3 separate regions of the Homo sapiens genome follow, and all the other regions are linked to region 1. A link is an interaction called in ENCODE POLR2A ChIA-PET data of the cell type or tissue named here. Cell type or tissue: PC-9. All regions are shown on one strand.

Region 1 (2,500 bases):
CGGCCAGGAGTTTGACACCAGCCTGGCCAACATAGTGAGACCCCCCACACACACACCATCTCTATAAAAAATAAAAAATTAGCCCAGAGTGGTGGCATGTGCTTCTAGTCTCAGCTACTCAGGAGGCTGAAGTAGGAGGGTCACTTGAGCCCAGGAGTTGAAGGCTGCAGTGAGCTAGGACCGTGCCACTGCACTACTCCAGCCTGGGTGACAGAGCAATATTCTGTCCAAAAAATAAATAAAAAATGAAACTAGTGTGTGTATTGGAAAGGTAGAATTAAAAATGTTGACAGTGGTTATTCCTGTGATGGGATTACAGTCAATTTTTATTTTCTTTATTTTTTGATGATCTGAATTTTCAAAGGTTTCTACCAGGAGCATGTATTTCTTTTGGGAAAAGTTTTTTTTAAAAAGTGAGGAGGTGTTGGAAACTTCCCATTTATTATGTTGTCATCTATTTTAAAAACAAACATACTACTTTGCTGAGAACGTTTTGAAAATATTTTTTTCCTATTACAAAAGCAATATGTGCTTGCCAAAAAAGGCAATCAGAAAGTACAGACAAGCAAAAAGAAGAAAATAAAAACACATTCCCTCCTACCCAGGAACAGCCAATATTAGCACCTTCATGACTCTTCATAAGCTATGTTGTTTTTTTTTTTTCAAGAGATGGTGTCTCACTATGTTGACCAGGTTGGTCTTGAATTCCTGGCCTCAAGTGATCCTCCCACCTCAGCCTCCCACAGTGCTGGGATGAGCCACCACGCCTGCCATGTTTTTTTTAAAGATAGCTCAACCTTCAATTTCTGCTCCAGGAGCTATTAAGGGCCCACCCTGTTGCCATTACTGGAAATATGAGTTTAGAAGGAGGTTTGCAGAGTCCTCTGTGATCCCCAGTTCCTAAGATGGTTTTGCCAGGTCTCAGGCTGTGTTTGAGGCCCCCAAATCACAGCTAGTGGTAAGCGTGGTAGACACCCTGGCCCTGGCCTGTTTCGGAGCACAAAACTCCTCATGTGTCATGGGGGCCCGGAGCTGTCAAGTACGAGGACCTTAAGAGTAATTCCTCACACGTTTAGGATTGCGACACCCTATCATTGTTTGATGTTGCAACCCTCCTTCCCCTTTACTGAAGGAATACATGCAGCATTTGCATATTTCGTTGGGTACTTTTCCACACGAGTTGAAGGGAATTAAGATTAATTTGGCTGCAAGACTACCAAAACCCTCCTTCCCCCACTCCTCGGATAATTGCAGGCAATCAGTCAGGGGTGTCTTCAGTTGGAGTGAAGGATGGCAGCTTTGAGGAGCCGTGAAGGCAGGTTCTGCCATGAGGAAGGCCACCCCAGGCCTGGGAGTACACCTACCAAGGCCAGATATCCCTGGGCCATTCTGACACTCCCCCGCACCCCACGCACACACAACAAGAGGTTTCCAAGGCCCACCCACACCCTCTCTACTAAAATCTCCCCTCCTGGGAAGGAGAGCCGGAGAGGCCTCCAGCTCCTGGCATCCAGCCCCAGTGGGTCCACGCCCTCAGCACAGCCCTGGAGCAGAAAATGTTCTTAGAGCTGATGTGCAAGTCACACCGTTTCTGCTTCCTCAAATGGGGTGATATTTACTCCTGGCGCAGACCCAGGCCCACCCTCCCACCAAGCTCCACAAGTTGAGCTGGTCTCATTGCTATCTGATATGTTCAGTCTTTCTGGAAACTTCAATGACCTTGGAAACTCTATTTTCCTTTACATGTGGCTGCTCTTGTCCACAATAATAACTATAGCTTCTGTTTATTACACTCCTTCTGTGCCAGGCACATTACAAACATGCAATACCCACAACAGTCTTTTGAAGTAGACACAATTATTCCCATTTCACAGATAAGAACACTGAGGTTCCGAGAAGTTATCTGTGCAAAGTCACACAACTACCGACAAAGATAGGAGTCAACCCAGACCTGCCTGACCCCAAAGCTTATGCACTGCCCTGAAAGGTCACTGCTCGAGGGAACCAAGAGAACATATAATCAATCCCCATTCCAATGACAAGACAGCTAAGCTGGAAAATTCATTTACAAACAGTTACATGGTACTTACGAGGTGCAAGGTGTTGCTTTAGCACTTTACAAATACCAGCTAATTCACCCTCATTGTATCACTATGAGATAGGTACTTTTTTTTTTTTTTTTTTTTTTGGAGACGGAGTCTTGCTCAGTCACCCAGGCTGGACTGCAGTGGTGCGATCTTGGCTCACTGCAACCTCTGCCTCCTGAGTTCAAGCGATTTTTCCTGCCTCAGTCTCCAGAGTAGCTGGGACTACAGGCGCGTGCCACCACACCTTGCTAATTTTTGTATTTATAGTAGAGATGGGTTTTCACCATGTTGTCCAGGCTCGTCTCAAGCTCCTGACCGCTGGTGATCCGCCCACCTTGGCCCCCCAAAGTGCTGGGATTACAGGCAGGAGCCACCATGCCCGGCCTTTTTTTACAGAGGAGAAAACTGAGGCA
Region 2 (2,500 bases), 380 kb after region 1:
CTTTGGAGAAATGTCTATTCAAATTACTTGCCCATTTTTAAATGGGATGTCTTTTTATTGTTGAATTTAAGAGTCCTTTATATATTCTAGATACTAGACCCTTATCAGATATATGATTTCCAAGTATTTTCTCCCATTCTATAGGATGTGTTTTAAAAGTTTACTTTTGGGCCAGATGTCATGGCTCACGTTTGTAATCTCAACACTTTGGGAGGCTAAGGTGGGTGGATCACCTGAGCTCCAGAGTTTGAGACCAGCCTGGGCAATATGGTGAAACCCCATCTCTACTAAAAAAAAAAAAAAAAAAAAAAAAAAAAAGGAAATTAGCCGTACTGCAAACCTAGGGTGGTAGGTAAAGAAGTGAGGCCTAGAGTGTATTTTGGTTTGTTTTCTTGTTTTGCTTTTAAGAGGGGAGAAACAAGCATTATGTTTGTATCAGGTGGGAATTATCTAGTGGGAGAGACGGGAGAATCGCTGGAGTGGTGTCGCTGAGTAGGTGATGGCACGGGACTGATGCCCACCTGGAAGGGTGGCCTTCGATGGGGCACAGACAGTCACCTGTGGAAAAAGGTTGGAAGCAGAGTGTGGGCACAGCCCCGCCCGCGGGCCAAGAGCAAGCCTGTGGGAGTCTGTGCGCCACTGCTGTCAAGGGAAGGATGAAGCAACAGTGCTGGCTGAGAGTGAGGATAGGGGGACGGGTGGGAGTCAGAGGGAGAAAGTATGAAAGGGTGTCTAAGGTAGAGCAAGTGCAGCCGGGGGACAGTGTGAAGCCAGTCAGCACTGAACCTGCAGGTGAGATCTGTGTCACAGGGTTGCCTGTGATCTGTTGCCCCATCACCCAGGCTGGAGTGCAGTGACACGATCTCGGCTCGCTGCAGCCTCAACCTCCCGAGCTCACTCCATCCTCCCACCTCAGCCTCCTGAGTAACTGGGACCACAGGCACACGCCACCATGCCCAGCTAAATTTTGTAATTTTTATAGAGATTGGGTCTACCTATGTTGCCCAGGCTGGTCTTGAACTCCTAGGTTCAAATGATCCTCCCGCCTCAGCCTTCCATAATGCAGAGATTACAGGCATGAGCCACCGCACCCGGCCTATGTCTTGAATTTTAAGCTCGGTTCTGATATCAAAAGCCTTCTATTGCTGGGTTCTTTACTCTCGGTAGCCCTCACTAGACTGTAAGCCCCATGCGGATGTAAACAGCGCTGTCTAGTTCACGGCTGTATCTCAACATCCAGCTCCTCATGCATGGGAGACTCTCAATACATAGCATTGAATCGTTGAATAAATGAATGAAGCAATGAATGAGAAAAGTCCTAGAAGTGGCACGTCTAGATTTCTGAAGCAGCCCCTTCCGCATCCCTGGATGATTCTAGACCTGCTCTCCCCACCCACCCCACATCCCATCCCACCCTCCCCTCTCTAAACCGCCCCCCGCCCCTCACAGCCCAGCCGTGCAGACCTTGCGGCTTTAAGGCCGGCAGGAGCCGAGCCGGGCGGTGATTGGTGGTTTATTCTAAGGCTCAAGTATGAGCTCATCCGCAGCCAATGGCCGCGCTGCACCGGCTGGCCCCGCACGCTGGATGCCGGAAAGCAGCGGCCCGCGGCGCGCTCTGGCGTGAAGGGCCGGTACGTGAGGGGGAGGCCTGGCCCGCGGACCCGGCTCCCAGCTCGGGCAGGTACGGTGTTTTGTCCGGTCCCTTCTCCACCCTCCCAGGCGAGGGGCCCCCTCGGCCGTCCCTCCACCCTGGGACCGTGCACCTTGCGGCTGGGGCCCCGTGGGTTGCACGCGCCGCTTTCTGTGTCCAGGCGGGGCCGGCGGCTCTGCCCGGCAGGACCCTGCCCGGCGGGGTGGACCCTGAAGCCAGTCCTACCCGGGCACCCCCCAGAGCAAGGCCTCAGAGCCTCAAGTTCCCCTGGGCTTGGCCGAGCAGGGATGGTGCGGCCTCCCTCTGCCTCCTGGCCGCATCCTGGCCGGGATTCAGCTCCCCGCCGGCTGAGGCTGTGGGTCTCCCTCCCCGCCCCACCGCCCATCCTGCTCTCTCCTCTTTCTCTCCAAATGACCTGGGGTTGGAAGTTCCGGGTCCTGCCCATTCCCAGTGGGACCTGGGAGAGCAAAGGCGGGGTAGCTTTGTGGGCCTCTCTCTGAGCCCCTTCCCTTCCCGCAGCCACGGCTGTCATCCCTTTGGCCGCCTGGGTCACACATTGCTCAGGAAGAAGCTGCTGTCAGGTCCTTGGAGGCCACATGACCTTCTCAAAAGTAAAGCCAGGAGGACAGAGCGACCCTCCCTGGGGCTGGGTCACCCTGCCCTCTTCTACCCCCCATCCAACGTGGCACCGAGTCTGCCACTCAGTCATTCCGTCTGCCAACAGTTCTTACAGCCCAGCTCTGTGCTCTGCTCTCTGCTGGCTCCAGGAGGGGTCCTCACTCGCTGACCACACTGACCTCAGGACCAAGGGAACAAAACACAGCAGGGGCAATCCATCCGGTCCACGGA
Region 3 (2,500 bases), 990 kb after region 1:
AATAGGAAACTAGATATATAGTTCCTCTGTAGAGACAGTCCCTGACTTATGATGGCACAATTTGACAATGGGTTTGTCACAAACTTAACAGTGGAAAAAAGTAATTACTTAAATCTGTGTATGCTGGCTGGGCGCGGTGGCTCATGCCTGTAACCCCAGCACTTTGGGAGGCCAAGGCAGGTGGATCACCTGAGGTCAGGAGTTCAAGACCAGCCTGGCCAACATGGTGAAACCCTGTCTCTACTAAAAATACAAAAAATTATCCAGGCATGGTGGCGGATGCCTGTAATACCAGCTACTCAGGAGCCTGAGGCAGGAGAATTGCTTGAACCAGGAAAGCAGAGGTGACAGTGAGCCAAGATCGCACCACTGTGCTCCAGCCTGGGTGACAAGAGCGAAACTCCATCTCAAAAAAAAAAAAAGTCTGTATATGCTGATATGGAACAACTTCCAAGATATATTACAAAGTGTAAAAAGAAAGCTGCGGCCGGGAGCGGTGGCTCACCCCTATAATCCCAGCACTTTGGAAGGCCGAGGCAGGCAGATCACCCGAGGTCAGGAATTCAAGACCAGCCTGGCCAACATGGCGAAACCCCGTCTTTACTAAAAATACAAAAATTAGCCAGGTGTGGTGGAGCATGCCTGTAATCCCAGCTACTTGGGAGGGAGTAGCTTGACCCCAGGAGGCAGAGGTTGCAGTGAGCCAAGATCACGCCACTGCACTCCAGCTTGGACAACAGAATGAGAGTCTGTCTCAAAGAGAAAAAAAAAAAAAAATGCAAGCTGCAAGGCAGAGTGTTTAAAAGGAAAAGGAGTATTTGTGTTTGAGTGTGGGTATGTGTGAAATATATTAATACATATAAGTTTGCATATATATAAAACATTTCGGGAAAGATTCCTAAGAAGCTGTGAACAGCTTGGCTCTGGGGTGGAAGACAAACTTATTTTTTATTATATGCCCTATCATCTTTTGCAAAATTTTTTTTAACCACATGCTTTTCAATTTTTCAATTAAAAAACTAGTTGATTAAATGAAACAATAGGGCATGGACATTGTTCAATGTTTAATATTAATGTCACATTCAGCTCTTATTATTGCCAGGTAATGTTTAAGTCTTAATATCTATTAACTTGTTTATTCCTCGAAACAACCCTCTGATGTGGAAACTATTATTACCCTCATTTACAGATTTTAAAAAACTGAGGCTAGGTGCAGTGGCTCATGCCTGTAATCCCACCACTTTTGGAGGTCAAGGCAGGAGGAACGCTTGAGGCCAGGAGTTCGACAGCCTAGGCAACATAGTGAGGCCCTGTCTTTACCCCCCCAAATTTTTTTTAAAGAAAAATTTAAAAACCTCACCGGGTGCAGTGGCTCATGCCTGTAATCCCACCACTTCGGGAGGCCAAGGTGGGCGGATCACTTCAGGTCAGGAGTTTGAGACCAGACTGGCCAAGATGGTGAAACCCCATCTCTACTAAAAATACAAAATTTAGCCAGGCATGGTGGCACATGCCTGTGGTCCCAGCTACTTGGGAGGCTGAGGCAGGAGAATCACTTGAACCCAGGAGGCGGAGGCTGCAGTGAGCCGGGATTGTGCCACTGCACTCCAGCCTGGGTGACAGAGCAAGACTCTGTGTTTAAAAAAAAAAAAAAAAAAAAACAGAGGCAGCATGCCCCCAAGGTCACACAAATACCAAGTGATAGAGTGGGGATTTGAACCCATGCAATCCGGCTCTGAGGTCCATGTTCTGAATCACTATGGCAATGCTACTTCTCCTTTTTTTTTTTTTTTTTTTGAGACAGAGTTTTGCGTTTGTTGCCCAGGCTGGAGTGCAATGGCGCGATCTCGGCTCACTGCAACCTCTGCCTCCCACGTTCAAGTGAGTCTCCTGCCTCAGTCTCCCGAGTAGCTGGGACTACAGGAATGTGCCACCACGCCTGGCTAATTTTGTATTTTTAGTAGAGACGGGGTTTCTCCATGTTGGTCAGGCTGGTCTCGAACTCCCAACCTCAGGTGATCCACCCGCCTCAGCCTCCAAAAGTGCTGGGATTACAGGCGTGAGCCATGGCACCCGGCCATCTCCTTCTTATTAATAGCTGCAAAATATATTCTACACAGTGAGGGTGTCATATTTTGTTTAACTGCTCCTCCTTTGATAAGCATTCTGGTTGCTTCTAGGATTTTGCTATTACCTTCTATGCTGTAGAAACATCCTTGTGATTGACCCTTTGTCCTTTGTGCTTTTGGGTAAATATATTTATAAGAGAATTCCTGGAAATGAAACTACGGCATCATCTAAAATTTGACAGTTATTACCAAATTATTTTCCTTTTTTAAAAAAAACATCAATTTGTCTTCCCTTTATCTATGTATAAGAGTGAGGAAGTAGCACAGGACTCTAGGAGCTGAAATAAGGGAAGTTTGGTCCCATTAGAAAACAGTATAAGCAGAGACAGTGACCTGTGGGTTTTTTAAAATTTTATTTATTTACTTTTAGA

Evidence for each region. ChIA-PET counts read pairs that join two places held together with the same protein. Peaks named below come from ENCODE experiments on the same cell type or tissue, not always from the same donor. Only the 100,000 strongest peaks of a DNase experiment are listed, where the experiment ranks them.
Region 2: POLR2A ChIA-PET joins it to region 1 with 15 read pairs; 5 of 35 experiments call an interaction of 5 or more read pairs at or near these places.
Region 3: POLR2A ChIA-PET joins it to region 1 with 17 read pairs; 2 of 35 experiments call an interaction of 5 or more read pairs at or near these places.

The regions. Positions count from the first base shown.
Region 1 is chr14:75,297,776-75,300,275 of GRCh38, reverse strand. No RefSeq gene overlaps it. Among named protein-coding and RNA genes, the nearest start is that of LINC01220, 4.6 kb to the right of the region's middle. In PC-9, no CTCF peak of the experiment used is centred here; DNase peaks (open chromatin) are centred at 1,095 and 1,515; H3K27ac peaks cover 1,106 bases.
Region 2 is chr14:74,922,361-74,924,860 of GRCh38, reverse strand. It overlaps RPS6KL1 (ribosomal protein S6 kinase like 1), which reads left to right and starts at 1,601. Exons shown (of 12, transcript NM_031464.5): 1 at 1,601-1,681; 2 at 2,376-2,500. RefSeq lists silencers at 1,376-1,435, 1,526-1,935 and enhancers at 1,306-2,076, 2,077-2,500. In PC-9, no CTCF peak of the experiment used is centred here; a DNase peak (open chromatin) is centred at 1,550; H3K4me3 peaks cover 1,180 bases.
Region 3 is chr14:74,309,695-74,312,194 of GRCh38, reverse strand. It overlaps a transcript of VRTN not described here. Among named protein-coding and RNA genes, the nearest start is that of ABCD4, 8.0 kb to the right of the region's middle. In PC-9, no CTCF peak of the experiment used is centred here; no DNase peak of the experiment used is centred here.